Linked DNA regions of Homo sapiens: region 2 is linked to region 1. A link is a loop called in an ENCODE intact Hi-C map of the cell type or tissue named here. Cell type or tissue: tibial artery. All regions are shown on one strand.

The links. A loop is a pair of places that touch in the nucleus more often than their neighbours do. Peaks named below come from ENCODE experiments on the same cell type or tissue, not always from the same donor. Only the 100,000 strongest peaks of a DNase experiment are listed, where the experiment ranks them.
Region 2: a loop joins it to region 1, with 13 times the contacts of the local background. A loop is called at or near these places in 2 of 110 quality-filtered maps.

Annotation. Positions count from the first base shown.
Region 1 is chr13:60,873,749-60,881,748 of GRCh38, forward strand. No RefSeq gene overlaps it. Among named protein-coding and RNA genes, the nearest start is that of LINC01442, 39 kb to the right of the region's middle. RefSeq lists an enhancer at 7,504-8,000. In tibial artery, no CTCF peak of the experiment used is centred here; no DNase peak of the experiment used is centred here.
Region 2 is chr13:60,762,181-60,770,180 of GRCh38, forward strand. No RefSeq gene overlaps it. Among named protein-coding and RNA genes, the nearest start is that of LINC00378, 93 kb to the left of the region's middle. RefSeq lists a silencer at 3,775-4,069. In tibial artery, no CTCF peak of the experiment used is centred here; no DNase peak of the experiment used is centred here; H3K27ac peaks cover 503 bases.

The DNA.
Region 1 (8,000 bases):
CTGCTGAAAAAAACAACAGGTGTAAAATGTTGACTGTTTTGTCAAATGCTGTGAATTTTGTTTTTGTAAATGAAGTTTTTTTTCTTTTACAAAAATAAAAAGTGTATTTTCTGTCTGTGCTTATTGCACACTTGAAATCATAATGGTCGTTTATGACATCAGATTTTGTCCCTGTGGAAAGGATTATGATGTTGTAAAGATAACATTATGATTTTGAGTAAAGAAGAATAAGGAACAGATGATCTCTTAAAAATGCAAATTCTATTTTTATGCAAATATCTTTCTTTGTAAAATACTCAAAAAAAATGCATACATTAGTTCATTAAAAGTGCCATAGAAGCAGAAATCTCTTTACTGAATGAATTTTCAAGTTTCCACTAGCCATCTGAAACCTTTTGTAAATGTGAACTCCAATTCAAAAAACTTAAAAAGATACCTTAAAAGATTTGAAATAGCGATTTTTTGTTTTATGAAAATGACTTTTATCAGTTTATCATTAAAAATTCAAGTTACATTTATACCTCTATTGAAAAATGGCTGCTGACAAAGCCATAAAAAACAAATTTAAAAAGCAATCTTTGATGGATGGGAAATATAAATTAAATATAAAAAGTTTTTGCTTACCTGTCTTCTGAAACCACTGGGAGTCTAAAAACTTAACAGCGTATTTAGAAAGCATTGTTGAGAAGGCCCCACCTCCCTTTTTTTTTTTTTTTTTTGTTTTGTTTTTTTTTGTTTTGAGGTATGTTCAGTTGATTTTCTTTCAATCTCTTCCTACACAAAAACCACAGGGTCTCTTTGGTATATTTTAACTTGAGAATAGAATGCTATATTTTTTGATGTATGTAATAGAGATAATCTGCCACATTTTGCTTTCTTTCCACAAAATTACTTTCAATGCTTTCTGCAAAGTTGAGGAAAATTGGAGCCCTGAATATTTTAGAATGACAGTAGTGGCAAAAAAATGAGAGAAGATGCAATCAGATTTTTTTTATCATATATTTAAGAGCCTCCAATTTTATAGTCAGAGGCAAAACTTGGCTCTGAATTTAAGTTGCTTTCTTTATATCAAGGCTATTGATAGTGAAAAATAGTGCTCATCTAATAATGATTAGGTCTATTAGTAAAGCCTGCTTATTTTGTTTTTATGTAATAGAATCATTTAGTTATCAGCTATTTTAATCTGAGTAAGCCAGTATATTCTTAGAGCTAAGTTGTAATTTATAAGATGCTAAGCAGTGTCTGGCACTTAAAAATTATTCTTCTAGGTCTATACAACTGCAGACTGCCATCAAACCAGAACAACTCCAAAACAGTGCTGAGGGTAGATGGTGGAGTTACAAGGCAAACATTTAAGGCCTGTTTTGTTATTTATTAGAAAATGAGTATGTGCTTGTCTCTAACTTTTCTGCTATCTACTTTATTCATCTTTAAAACTGAAATTGTAATAGCTAAGTTCATAGACTGATTTCTGAGAATAAAAATGGGCCATTTATGTGAAACTGGTCTGTAAACAAAAACCTATGTAAACATAAGGTATTATAATCACTTTATACTGCTATACTCACTTTAAGCAGTTATCACGGAGGATATACATTTTGTATAGTCTGGCTATTCAGACCTACTGGTTCAGAAACTTTGGAATTATTTTTGACAGAATTAATTAGTCTTGGCTTATAAACCATGCAGACTAAGAAATCAGGTAATCAAGGATCTGAGGTAAATATATATTTGTTTTGTATTGCTTTCAACAAAGTCTGTATTAGTTATTTATTGATACAGTACAGATTAACTCCAAACTCAGCAACTTAAAATAACAAACATTTAGTGTCTTTCACTTTATGTGGATCAGGAACACGGGAGAAGTTTAGCTGAGTACTTCTGGCACAAGGTCTTTCATGAGGCTGCATTCAAGTTGTTGGTTGGGACAGTGGTCTCATCTCAAACTGAAGGGGGGCAATCTACTTCCATGCTTACTTACCTAGTTATTGGCAGGCTTTGGTTCCTCAGCATGTGGGCCTCTCCACGGGCAATTTTCTTTCCAGAGGGCAAATGACGAGAGAGAGCGAGCGAGAGAGAGTGAGCAAACCAACTTAAGATGGAAACCACAATTATTTTATAGCCTAATCTTGACAATGACAGTCCATTATGTCTACCATATTTATTAGAAGAAAGTCACTAAGTCCATCTCATACTCAACGTGATTACACAAGGGTATGAGAACTAAAAAGCAAGTCTCATCAGAGATCTTTTTGGCAGCTGCCTACCACAGACTGTCCTGTGGCTCCCAGGACATGAACTACATTCACTACACACCATAGGTCATATTTCATTCTGTTATACCATTGCCTTAAAGCCCAGGATCTTGCCATCTAAACCTGGACCAGGAGTAGATGAGGCTCATTGATGTGATTCCTTGGGTACAGCTCCCCACATACAGTTTCTCCTGATCTACAGATATGTGAAACAAAACTGAGAGGTTGTCTTCCACCCTCACCCCTAACATATTAATATGATGGGGGGAAGGCATAGTATAGCTACTATAAACATTCATGTTCAAAAGAGATAAAATGGGAGCCTCTAAGGAGTCCATAAAAATTCTGAAATCCAGCCAGGCAAATTGGAAAGTACTCTATTAGCTCTCAAAGTCTGGGAAGAATTCACTGTGGCTCCCTGCTCCTCTCTTCGGGCTCTTATTTCCACCCCCATAATTTTATTTTTACAAACAGGCAGCACATGCCTGTAGCTGAGCAGTTCTCTCAGTCTTCTTCTTGCTGGTAAAACTCTGGGGGTTCAATGGCCTCTCCTAACTCCATACTATTATTTTTCTCCTCAGGCCCAGCTGGCAATGATGCTGGAAATGTAACCCTTCTGAGAATTTTGCTGGACTTTTCCATATATTCGTTAGACAAACTTACACCACAAGTCTCTTTAAGAGTACCCCTTCTCTACCTTGGGCTCCTGCTAGACAGCTGAGGGACAGTGCCCTTAAGCTTCACAGAAATCCTTTTGTTTGATTTATAGAAGCTGCATGGCAGACAATCTATTTTTATTTTATTTATACAAAGTTCCAAAGAATCAAAACTCAGCTATAGTATTTAGAGATTCCCACTTAAATATCATAACTGCACGGAAAACAAAGGAGTAATTTACAAGAATATTAGAATCCTAAGTGCTCCTGGGAAGAGGGAGAGGGATGTGGAGAGAACTGTAAGAAGGGCTTCAAACTTGTTTTTAATCTTTCATATGTTATACTGGATGATGGATACACTGATGTTTACTTCATAGTTTTTATTAAAATTTAAAGAAATATATATGTACGTACATTATGTATTCCTTTGTCCACATGATTTATACAAAAGAGCAAAACTGGCCAGGTGTGGTGGCTCACGCCTGCAATTCCAGCACTTTGAGAGGCTGAGGCAAGAGGATCAGCTGAGGTCAAGAGTGAGACCAGCCTGACCAACATGGTGAAATCCTGTCTCTACTAAAAATACAAAAATTAGACAGGTGTGGTGGTGCATGCCTGTAGTCCCAGCTACTTGGGAAGCTGAGGCAGGAGAATTGCTTGAACCCGGGAGGCGGAGGTTGCAGTGAGTCGAGATCATGCTACTGCACCACTGTACTCCAGCCCGGGAGACAGAGTGAGACTCCATCCCCCCACAAAAAATAAAAAGTATAGTCACTAAAATGCAGTTGAGGAGTGGTTTTTGAAACCCAGAGAAGGCATAGAAATATTGTGTTTTGAAACAAGGTAGAAAGAGTGAAGTTGTAATGCAATTAAAAGCGTGAGCTGTATACAGGCATTAGGTGATTAAACTGAGTTAAGTTAATAGGTTTTGCCTTTTTGCATGTTTTGTTAGCTATTTGATAATATTTTTCTAAAGAGAAAAATGTTCCAAGAGAACAATATTAAATGTGATCATTCATCACATCCAAAGCAACATTTTTCTTGTTCTGCTCATTTTTGTTTCATTCTGTTTTGTGAAACCAAAGAGGAGGAAAGGAAAAAGAGGAGGAAAGGAATTTGGTGGTAATAATCAAACTTACATTATTGGAGAGTTTTGAGAAAACAGCCTTCTCAAGAGCAGTTATTCTGAATTGTTGGTGAAGTTCTACCAACATAATAAGGGAAAGAAGGAGAGAGGTTTGCTGTTTTCTATGTTCAAATAGAGAACTTGGTTAGATGTGATATTATAAAGATAGAAAGTGACATATAGTCAAAGTTCTCTTCCTAAACCAGTTCTGGTGTTGTCACTCTTTTGATTAAATATCTTCAGACCTTCAGGATAAAAGGCATGCATACAAAGCCCTTCATGACATGACACGTGCTTTTCTCTTCACCCCTACCTCCTGTCATTCTCACTCCATCCCAATAGACTGAGACTCCAAAAGCCACCAGCTCATTGCTTTTCTGGAATATGCAAAGCTCTCTCTCCATTCATGCTCATGTACTTGTTCTTCTCTCTGACCCAAAGACCCTTCACTGGCTAACTCCTGGTTACCCTTCAGATGGGGAAGAGATTAAATACTGAGAAAATGTTCCTGTCTTTCCCCAAAGTTTGGGGTAGTTAGATGTTTCTGAAGAAATCATGTTGACCTTGCCTCCTAAGTTAGTGTTTCTCAAAATGGACTTCACATTCCTTAGAGGGCAGGGATGGTGTCTCCTTTTCTGCTTTATCATTATGACTTTACAGTAAGCACTCAATAAGTATTTGTGGGCTAAACAGATGGATGCATTTTGTGGATGAATGAAATGATTCTGAGAGTACTCCAATTATGAAAGTGTAGAACTGACATGGTTTGGCTGTGTCCCCACCCAAATCTCATCTTGAATTGTAACTCCCATAATTCCCACATGTTGTGGGAGGGACCTGGTGGGAGATAATTGAATCGTGGGAGTGGTTGCCCCATACTGTTGTCATGGTAGTGAATACGTCTCACAAGACCTGATGGTTTTATGCTGGGTTTCTCCTTTCACTTGGCTCTCATTCTCTTTGCCAGCCACCATGTAAGACGTCCCTTTGCTCTTCCTTTGTCTTTTGCCATGATTATGAAGCCTCCCGAGCCAAAGGGAACTGTGAGCCCATTAAACCTCTTTGCTTTTTAAATTACCCAGTTTTGGGTATGTCTTTATTAGTCCTTGAGAGCAAACTAATACAAGAACAATAGGTAGGTTTGTAGAGTCCTTAAGCATGTGGGCTATGGAACCTAACTGCTTGGCATGAAATTTTATCTCTACCATTTACTAACTGTTAGTTCTGGGGCAAGTTGTATAAACTTTCTTGACTCAGCTCTCTCATTTGTTAAAATAGTAATAACACCTTCATTGTGTTGTTGGAATGATTAAATGAAGTAATATATGTTAAGTGCTCAGTCAGTCCTGATACCTAGTAGTTCAATATGCTGAATATTGCCCCAGGTAGCAGACCACTGGATTCAGTTAAGACTCATAAGGACCAACAAAAGGTGGATCCAGGAAGGAGAAGGTGCATGCTTGACCCTCTTATCTTCCTCATCACAATACTAAAAACACCATGTTGAAATTGTGTGTTTAGTAGTATGTATCTCCATTTTATCCTGAAGATCTGTGAGAGAAAGCCCATTGTTCTCTTGAGCACTGCTGTATCTCTAATATCAGCACATAGAAATTCTTCAACAAATATTTGCTGAATGATTAGTAAGCACAATCAGGTGAAGGCATTTGAGACTTTTATGGCGTGACTCTAACAACCTTGATAGTAAGTAATTGGGAGCCTTAAAAATTATAAACCCCCCTGAAAACTCAGGCATTACAGCAACCATCTCCATTAGTGGCAATTAATTATACTTTGAATTTTCTCACCTTGAAGTCAGGTTTAAAAATACCCTTTACCTGTGTGTGTGTGACAAGGCATGGTATGAAGTAGGGATGAGATCAGCAGAGGTGAAGTCAAGGACAGAGTAGGGACAAGGAAATGAACCCAGGGAGAAGGTTTCACTTGAATAGGGAATGACAGTAGTATTGTTTAGAGGGATCCCTAAATGTATCAGTGGATGTTCCGAGAGCACTGGGTATTTTGCAGTACATGAAACCTCTACAGCCTCATATTTCACTACACAATTCGGGAGAAAGTAAAATATGAGAAAAAAGATTAGTGGATTTAGGGAGATAAGGCAGTGAATTAACAGCTCACTGTTTGGAGAGTATCATATATAACAGCTCAGGACACAAATTCTTTGATAAATGATATCTTCAGGGAATTTTCAGACAAAATAAAAGTTTTCCAATTAGTTTCCTTGAGATAATGTCACTTTTCCCCATAAACACACTGTAGTTGATTTCATTTTTCATATGTTGGTTTGCTGATGATTTAGACAAAGGTGAATGAACCTGGCTTTACTCGCAGGATACATATTTTAAAATGGTATGCTGGTTCTTAGACAGGTAACTTCCACCAGCCAGCCCTCAAGGTGAATAAGAAACACCTTTTTGGCTCTTTGGAACACTAACTCTTTCAGGACATTACATTTCATCTCCAGTACACTAATTGGCAATTTGGGAGCCTGAAGCTGTAATCTATCTCCTAGAAGAGTTGTTACCTCACACCTAGGGGGTAGTTTACTTTCCCGGTGATATCACAGAATAGCAGAATTTGAAGGAATTTTGAGCAGTGAAATATACAGGTCTTGGCCAGAGGAACGCAGGAAAGACAGGCATATTACACGCAGTTTCAACCCCAGTAGCAGCCCCTGCATAGTCTTGGGATCATCTTAAACTCCCTTGCTTCCGTTTTCTAACCAGGAAACAAATTCCAGATCAATTCTAGATGGAAGCTGACAAGTCTTTATAAAACACTGTCTTATTAGATGAGTGGACTTTGTGATGTCTTCTGTTATGTCAACAGAGAGATGGTACGATCCTGACCTTTTTTCGGGAAGCACTTCCACTTTCAGAAGGTTTTGTTCAACCCATCTCTAAGATGCACCAATCTATCTGATTTCAATATTTCTTGCCAGAATAGCTATATATTTACCTTATGTAACAGGTTCCACCCTCAGGTATTCTTCCTAAATTACTAATGCTATGTCTTAAATTTATTATGTCTTTTTTACTTAGGAAGCACTGGAGTATGATGGTTAAGAATTGGTTTCTGAAGCTTAGAGGGTCAGAAGTTTGAGTCTAGCTCTGCGTACTAACTTGTGGCTTTGTAAGATTATATAGATTCTCTAAGACTCCCTGTTCTATTCTGTAACATGGGGTAATAATAACAGCTTACCTCAGGTGTTGGCTCTGAGAGATAAATAATATAATTCTAGTTTTTTTTACTAGATAGTTATTATCATTATTACTGTTGTACAGATATAGTCAGGGTTGAAGTTTACTTCATGATAAAACTGTCTGTAAAAAATTAGTAACATACATTAATTCTAGGGGAAGAGTTTTAAATTTTCATAAACTTTGGAAGGCTGCATAAAATAGTCAACATTTTTATTATAAATTTGCTAATGTAACCATACAAGTATAATTTAAAAACTTGTTTTTAAACAAGTAAGTATTATACTTAAAATGGCAGAAAGCAAACTGGATTTCTTTGAAAGCATCTGTTGTTTTTGACTCCTCACTGATTTAAACTAACTTTATCTCAGTACCAATGAATGATCTTTCCCATAGTTTCTTATTTACCCATCTTTCTTTCATGTTAACCACCCTAAATTGCAGGATTTTTAAATGGCGGGGAGTGGGTAAGGATATTGACCTGCTTATTACACGACAAAATTTAAATCCTTAACTTGGTCAGTTCATAGCTGTGGTCTCTGAACAAATATTTGATCTCTCTGGACTTTATTTGCCTCTTTGTAAAATAGAGATGGCAATAGCTCATAGTATTGAAAAGAAAATAGCTGGGTTCAATTGGCTTGACAAAAAGCTATTAAGAGCTATTTTAATGTAAAGCAAGTTACCCTTCTGAAGTCCAAATTGCTCCTTGTGGGGAAGATGAAGCAAGGACCCTGAAGCT
Region 2 (8,000 bases), 110 kb before region 1:
TGTGTCTGTTGAGATAATCACGTGGTTTTGGTCTTCAGTTCTCTTTATATGATGAATCTCCTTTATTGATTTGTGTATGTTGAACCAACCTTGCATCCCGGGGATGAGGCCTACTTGATCATTGTGGATTAGCTTTTTGATGTGCTGCTGGGATTCAGTTTGTGAGTATTTTGTTGAGGATTTTTACATGAATGTTCAGCAAGGATATTGGCCTGAAGTTTTCTTTTTTTGTTGTATCTCTGCCAAGTTTTGGTATCAGGATGATGCTGGCCTCACACAATGAGTTGGTGAGGAGTCCTTCCTCCTCAGTTTTTTGGAGTGGTCTCTGTAGGAATGCTACCAGTACTTCTTTGAACATCTGGTAGAATTCGACTGAACCCATCAGGTCCCAAGACTTTTCTTGGTTGTTGGGCTATTTATTACTGATTCAAATTCAGAGCTCGTTATTGGTCTGTTCATGAAATCAGTTTCTTTCTGGTTCAGTCTTGGAAGGGTGTATGTGTCCAGGAATTTATTCATCTCTTCTAGATTTTCTAGTTTGTGTGCATAGAGGTGTTCATAGTAGTTTTTGATGGTTGTTTTTATTTCTGTGGGGTCAGTAGTAACATTCTCTTGTCATTTCTAATTGTGTTTATTTGGATAGTCTCTTTTCCTCCTTTATTACTCTAGTTAGTGGCCTATTTTATTAGTTTTTTCAAAAAACCAACTTTTGGATTTATTGATTTTCTGAACTTTTTTTGGTGTCTCAATTTCCTTCAGTTCAATTCTGATTTTTGATTATTTCTCATCTTCCGCTAGCTTTTGGGTTGATTTATTCTTGCTTCTCTAATTCTTTCAGTTGTGATGTTAAGTTGTTAATCTGAGATCTTTCTAACTTTGTGATGTGAGCATTTAGTGCTAAGAATTTTACTAACATTGCCTTAGCCGTGTCCCAGAGATTCTGATATGTTTTATCTTTGTTCTCATTAGTTTAAAAAAACTTTTGATTTCTGCCTTAATTTCATTATTTACCCAAAAGTCATTCAAGAGCACGTTGTTTAATTTCTATGTGTTTGCATGGTTTTGAGCAATTTTCTTAGTCTTGACTTCTATTTTTATTATGGTGTGGTCTTAAGTGTGTGTGTGTTATAATTTTTTTTAACATTTGTTGAGGATAGTTTTATGTCCAATTATGTGGTCGATTTTAGAATATGTGCCATATGGCAATGAGAAGAATGTATATTCTGTTGTTGTGGGGTGGAGTGTTCTGTAAAGGCCTACCATATCTATTTGGTTCAATGTTGAGTTTAGGTCCTGAATGTCTTTGTTAGTTTTCTTCCTTGACGATGTGTCTAATACTGTCAGTGGAGTGCTGAAGTTTCCCATTATTATTGTGTGGGAGTCTATGTCTCTTTGTAGTTCTCTAATAACTTACTTTATGAATCTGGGTGTTCCTCTGTTGGGTGCATCTATATTTAGGATAGTTAGGTCTTCTCGTTGAATTGAATCCTTTACTATTATGTAATGCCCTTCTTTGTCTTTTTTATTTTTGATTTTTGTTGGCTTGAAATCTGTTTTGTCTGAAATTAGTATTGCAACCCCTGGTGTTTTCTGTTTTCCATTTACTTGATAGATTTTCCTCCATCCCTTTATTTTGAGCCTATGAGTGTCACTACATGTGAGATGGGTCTCTTGAAGATGGCATAGCATTGTCCAGCTTTCCATTTTTATCCAGCTTTCCACTCTGTACCATTTAAGTGGGGCATTTAGCCCATTTACATTCAAGGTTAGTATCAATATGTGTGGATTTGATCCTGTCATTGTGTTGTCAGCTGGTTATTATGTTGGCTTATTTATGTGGTTGCTTTACAGTGACACTGATCTGTATGTTTAAGTATTTTCTTGTATTAGCTGGTAGCAGTCTTTTTTTTCTACATTTAGTGCTCTTTTCAAGATCCCTTTTAAGGCAGGTCTGATGGTAATAAATTTGCTCAACATTTGCTTATCTGAAAAAGAACTTATTTTTCCTTCACTTAGGAAGCTGAGTTTTGCTCGACATGAAATTCTTAGTTGAAGACTTTTTTCCTTAAGAATGTTGAACATAGGACCCTGGTGTCTTCTGGCTTGTAGGGTTTCAGCTGAGAGGTTTGCTATTAGCCTGATGGGGTTCCCTTTGCTGATGACCTGCCCTTTCTCTGTCTGCCTTTAACATTCTTTTATTTTGATCTTGGAAAAGCTGATGATTATGTGCTTGGGGATGATCTTCTTTTGTAGAATCTTGCAGGAGTTCTCTGTATATCTTGAATTTGACTGTTGGCTTCTCTAGCAAGGTTGGGGATGTTTTCATGGACAATATGTATTTCATGGACAATGTGTTTTCATGGAAATATGTATTCCAAGTTGTTTGCTTTCTCCCCCTCCCTTTCAGGGATGACAGTGATTTGTAGATTTGATCTCTTTACATAATCGCCTACTTTTCAGAAGTTTTGTTCATTGCTTGAAATTCTTTTTTCTTTATTTTTGTCTATCTTATTTCAGAAAACCATTCTTCAGATTCTGAGATTCTTTCCTTAGCTTAGTTTATTTGGCTGTTAATACTTGTGATTGCATTGTGAAATTCTTGTATTGTGTTGTTTAGTTCTTTCTTGGTTCTTTCTTTTTTTCTTTTTTGAGACGGAATTTCACTCTTGTCACCCAGGCTGGAGTGCAATGGCATAATCTTGGCTCACTGTAACCTCCGCCTCCCGGGTTCAAGCAATTCTCCTGTCTCAATCTCCCGAGTAGCTGGGATTATAGGCGCCCACCACCATGCCCTGCTAATTTTTGTATTTTTAGTTACAGACGGGCTTTCACTATGTTGGTCAGGCTGGTCTTGAACTTCTGATCTCAGATGATCCACCCACCTTGGCCTCCCAAAGTGCTGGGATTCCAGGTGTAAGCCGTTGCACCTGGCCTGTGTTATTTAGTTCTGTCAGAACTGTTAGGTTCTTTTATATTCTGGCTCTTTAATCCTTCAGTTCCTGTTTCACCTTATTATGATTCTTAATTTCCTTGCATTGGGTTTTGCTGTCCTCCTGAATCTCATTATCTTTGTTCCTATTCATATTCTGTATTTTATGTCTGTCATTCCAGCCAGTTCAGCCTTATTAAGTCTTGTTGGAGAATGGGTGTGGTTGTTTGGAGGACATACAGCACTCTGGCCATTTGAGTTACTGGAGTTCTTGCATTGATTCTTTCTCATCTCTGGGTGTGGGTATTCCTTTAACTGCCATGTAGATTGAGTACAGTCAATAGGCTTCTTTTCTGGATGTTTTCACCAGGCTGAGACTTTGTGCAGGGTCTTTATTTGAAGCTGACATTTTTTCTCTGGTTTTAGAGGGGGGTATGTTACAAGTAAAGATTTTGGAGTTACAAGTAAAGAAAGAACAGAGAGCAGAGTAAGTGCTAATAGGGGGTAGGGCATTCTTTTCAAGAAGTGGGTGCTAAAGGATAGAGAACAATTATTTCTTGAGATGAGATCTAAGGCAGCATTGCCCTTAGACTTCGAAAACAGAAACCTCTGCCCTGGGCCCCTCAACTGTTCTGAGTACAAGGATACAGTGGTAAACACAGTTGATAAAGCCTTGGTATCCTGAAACCAGTCTGCCTTTTTCAGAATTGGTAGCAACAGCACAGCTTCTCTCAATGAGATACATAGTCAGGATAGAAATCAAAACAACTTGGTAAATAATCACACTATGTAAACATTACTTTTCAGTAACAGTGTCATAAGTGACTAAACACTGCTTAGCAATAGCCAGGTATAGTCATTATTTATAGTCTCTTTTTGAGAAGAATTTTACTCAAGCCATCTTTCAGAATCTTGCTTTTCACAATTTTCCTCTTTTCTCTTTCTGGATTGACAGAGAGACAAGTTAAAGAAAATCCTCCCACACAGTTTCCACTATTGGCGTAATGACTAACACTCTTATCAAAATCTGGCTGTCTCAGTGCTGGAATGTGCTGCACTATGCTGTGTTTGCTCATGTGTAAAATGGCACACTTATAACTGGCCTGTTTTCCCTTTTGGTATTAAGAACTCACATTCCAAATGCAAGTGTGAGAGAAGCTGGAGGGCGTGGAATTCCCTGGTGTTATTGGCCTTCCCTCCGCCATGGTCTGACTGGGGTGGTTTGTCTTGACTTGCTGGTGCCAGGGTGACAGTGTTGAGATAGCACAGTTCAGGGATTCCTTAGGTGGGGCTTTTCCAGCGGAGAGTGTACTGTCAAGTAAAATTGAATCAAAGAGTGACATGAACAAGATTTTTTTTTAAACTTAATTTAAAATTTTAAAGTGTTCTAGAAAAACACTGGACTTTCACATTAGTTGTGTGATCTTAGTGTCTTAATTTTCTCACTTGTAAAATGGGGTTATAATATCAATGTCACAGAGTTTCAGTGAAGATGAATATAATTGATGTATTTAGAGCATCTTTTTTAAGAAACTGGGTCTCACTGTGTTGCCCAGGCTGGAGTGCTCTGCTGATATTGCTTGACCAAGCATATACGTTATAGTTTACACCAGCAGTCCCCAACTTTTTTGGCACCAGAGACCAGTTTTTTGGAAGACAGCTTTTCCATGGATGAAGAAGAGGGATGGTTTTGGGTTGAAACTGTTCCACCTTAGATCATCAAGCATGAGATGATAAGAAGCATGCAGCCTAGATCCCTCGCATGTGCAAGCATTCATGCTCCTGTGAAAATCTAATGCCACTGCTGATTTGACAGGAGGGAGAGCTCAGGCGATAATGCTGGCTGTTGTGCTGCTTATCTCCTGCTGTGTGGTCTGGCTCCTAACAGGCCATGGCTTGGGGGTTGGGACCCCTGGTTTATACTATAACACATTTTATTGAGCATTTACTAAGTGACAGCCACTGTGGTATATCTGACAATAGAACAGTTGCCAAAGGCTGTATCTCATGGAGTTCATGTGTCATTATTCCATGTAGCAATTCTAGTGGTGTTGTGTTAAGCACAATGATGGGATGATGTTTTCTGGTGTTGCTATTTTTGTATTCTTTGCCTCTAATATAAACATTGGAAGTTTTATCAGAGTGCCTCCCGTGTAATAAATCTATAATACATGGATTTCAAATGAACAAATATTGTAGCCACAGTGTGGATTTTAAAGAGCCAGAAAGTACGATGCTGTCTTTATTAGGGAAGACAGAAGAATGTATTCATATAGATCTCAATGAATGCTTCAGTGGCAATTGTTTTCAGATTAGGAGGCCTGACTTCTTTTCTACCAACCAGTACGGCCTCACCCTGTAATGTGGAAAAGAAGGCAGGTCTCCTAAAATTTACTTATTTATAAGCAAAGGTTGGCAATTCCTTTGTGACATTTTTAAAAACAGTTTAATTAAGGTATAATTAACCTACAATAAATTGGAAAAATTTGAAGTGTAGTATTTGACAAGTCTTGACATATGTATGTACCCACGAACCCATGATGCCAATCAAGTTAATGAATAAAGATACTCATCACCCCAAAGTTTTCTCATAACTGATTTGTAATACCTCCATCTCACTCCTGACACCATTCCCCCACTGTCCCACCACCATCTCAATCCCCAGTGGTTACTAACCTGTTTTCTATCACTGGAGATTAGTTTGCATTTTCTAGAGTTTTGTATAAAGGGAATCATATGTATTCTTTGTGTTTCTCTGGCTTCTTTCAGTATAATTACTTCGGGATTCATCCATGTTGTTGCATGTATCATCAATTTATTCCATTCTATTTGCTGGGTGGTATTTCATTGTGTGGATACCCCACTGCTTGTTTATCCATTTATTTGTTGATGCACATTTTGATCATTTCATTTTTTTTCTTGGGTTAATACTTAGGAGTTGGATAGTTGTATCATAGAGTAGGTATATGTTTACATTTAAAGAAACTGCCAAAATATTTTCCAAAGTGGTTATGCCACTTCACTTTTTTTTTTCAAGTTGAGAAAAATTTACTCATGTGTTAGCAAAGGATGCATAATATGAAATTAGAGCCTATTAATCTTTATTTTTTTAACTTTTAAGTTAAAGGTACAAGTTCAGGTTTGTTACATAGGTAAACTTATGCCATGGGGGTTTGTTGTACAGATTATTTCATCACCCAGGTATTAAGTCTAGTGCTCATTAATTATTTTTCTTCATCCTCTCCCTCCTCCCACCCTTCACCCTCTGAAAGGCCACCATGTATGTTGTTCTCCTCTACGTGTCCATGTGTTCTCACCATTTAGCTTCTACTAATGAGAATATGCTGTATTTGGTTTTCTGTTCCTGCATTAGTTTGCTAAGGATAATGGTCTCCAGCTTCATCCATGTCCCTGCAAAGGACATAATCTCATTCTTTTTTATGGATGCATAGTATCCCAAGGGGTGTGTGTGTGTGTGTGTGTGTGTGTGTGTGTGTGTGTATGTGTGTGTATGTATGTATCTAGCTCTCTCTATATATATGTATCTAGCTCTCTCTCTATATGTATCTAGCTCTATATATATGTATCTAGCTCTCTCTCTCTCTATATATATGTGTGTGTGTGTGTGTATATATATATATATATATATATATATATATATATATATATATATCACATTTTCTTTATCCCAGTCTCTCATTGATGGGCATTTATGCTGACCATGTCTTTGCTATTGTGAATAGTGCTGCCACTTCACATTTCAACCAACAGTGTGTGGGAGTTCAAGTTGCTCTACATCCTCCCCAGTACTTGGTATGGTCAGCATTTTTAATTTTAGCTATTCTAATAGGCACAACGTAGTGTCTTGTTGTGATTTTAATCTGCATTTTACTAATGACTAATTATGCTGTTTTTGTCAAGTTTGTCGAAGATCAGATAATTGTAGATGTGTGGTATTATTTCTGAGGGCTCTGTTCTGTTCCATTGGTCTATATCTCTGTTTTGGTACCAGTACCATGCTATTTTGGTTACTGTAGCCTTGTAGTATAGTTTGAAGTCAGGTAGTGTGATGCCTCCAGCTTTGTTCTTTTGGCTTAGGATTATCACGGCAACGCGGGCTTTTTTTGGTTCCATATGAACATTAAAGTGTTTTTTTCCAATTCTGTGAAGAAAGTCATTGGTAGCTTGATGGTGATGGCACTGAATCTGTAAATTACCTTGGGCAGTATGGCCATTTTCATGATATTGATTCTTCCTACCCATGAGCATGGAATGTTCTTCCATTTGTTTGTATCCTCTTTTATGCAATTGAACAGTGGTTTGTAATTCTCCTTGAAGAGGTCCTTCACATCCCTTGTAAGTTGGATTCCTAGGTATTTTATTCTCTTTGAAGAAATTGTAAATGGGAGTTCACTCATGATTTGGCTCTCTGTTTGTCTGTTATTTGTGTATAGAGAAAGCTTTCATCTTTTCCTCATTGAGTATCATGTTGGTTGTAGGTTTGTCATATATGACCTTCATTGAGATAAACCTATTTTTTAAAATTAATTTATTTTTGATTATACTTTAAGTTCTGGGATACACGTGCAGAACGTGCAGGTTTGTTACATACGTATACATGTGCCATGGTGGTTTGCTGCACCCGTCAACCCATCAACTACATTAGGTATTTCTCCTAATGCTATCCCTCCCCTAGACCCGCACCCCTTGACAGGTCCTGACGTGTGATGTTGCCCTCTCTGTGTCCATGTGTTCTCATTGTTCAACTCCCACTTATGAGTGAGAACATGTGGTGTTTGGTTTTCTGTTCCTGTGTTAGTTTGCTGAGAATGATGGTTTCCAGCTTCATCTATATCCCTGCAAAGGACATGAACTCATCCTTTTTTATGGCTGCGTAGTATTCTATGATGTACATGTGCCACATTTTCTTTATCCAGTCTATCATTGATGGACATTTGGGTTGGTTCCAAGTCTTTGGTATTGTGAACAGTGCTGCAATAAACATACACGTGCATGTGTCTTTAAACCTATTTTTATTGATATTATCACTTTTTTTGTTGGTTTAAGTCTA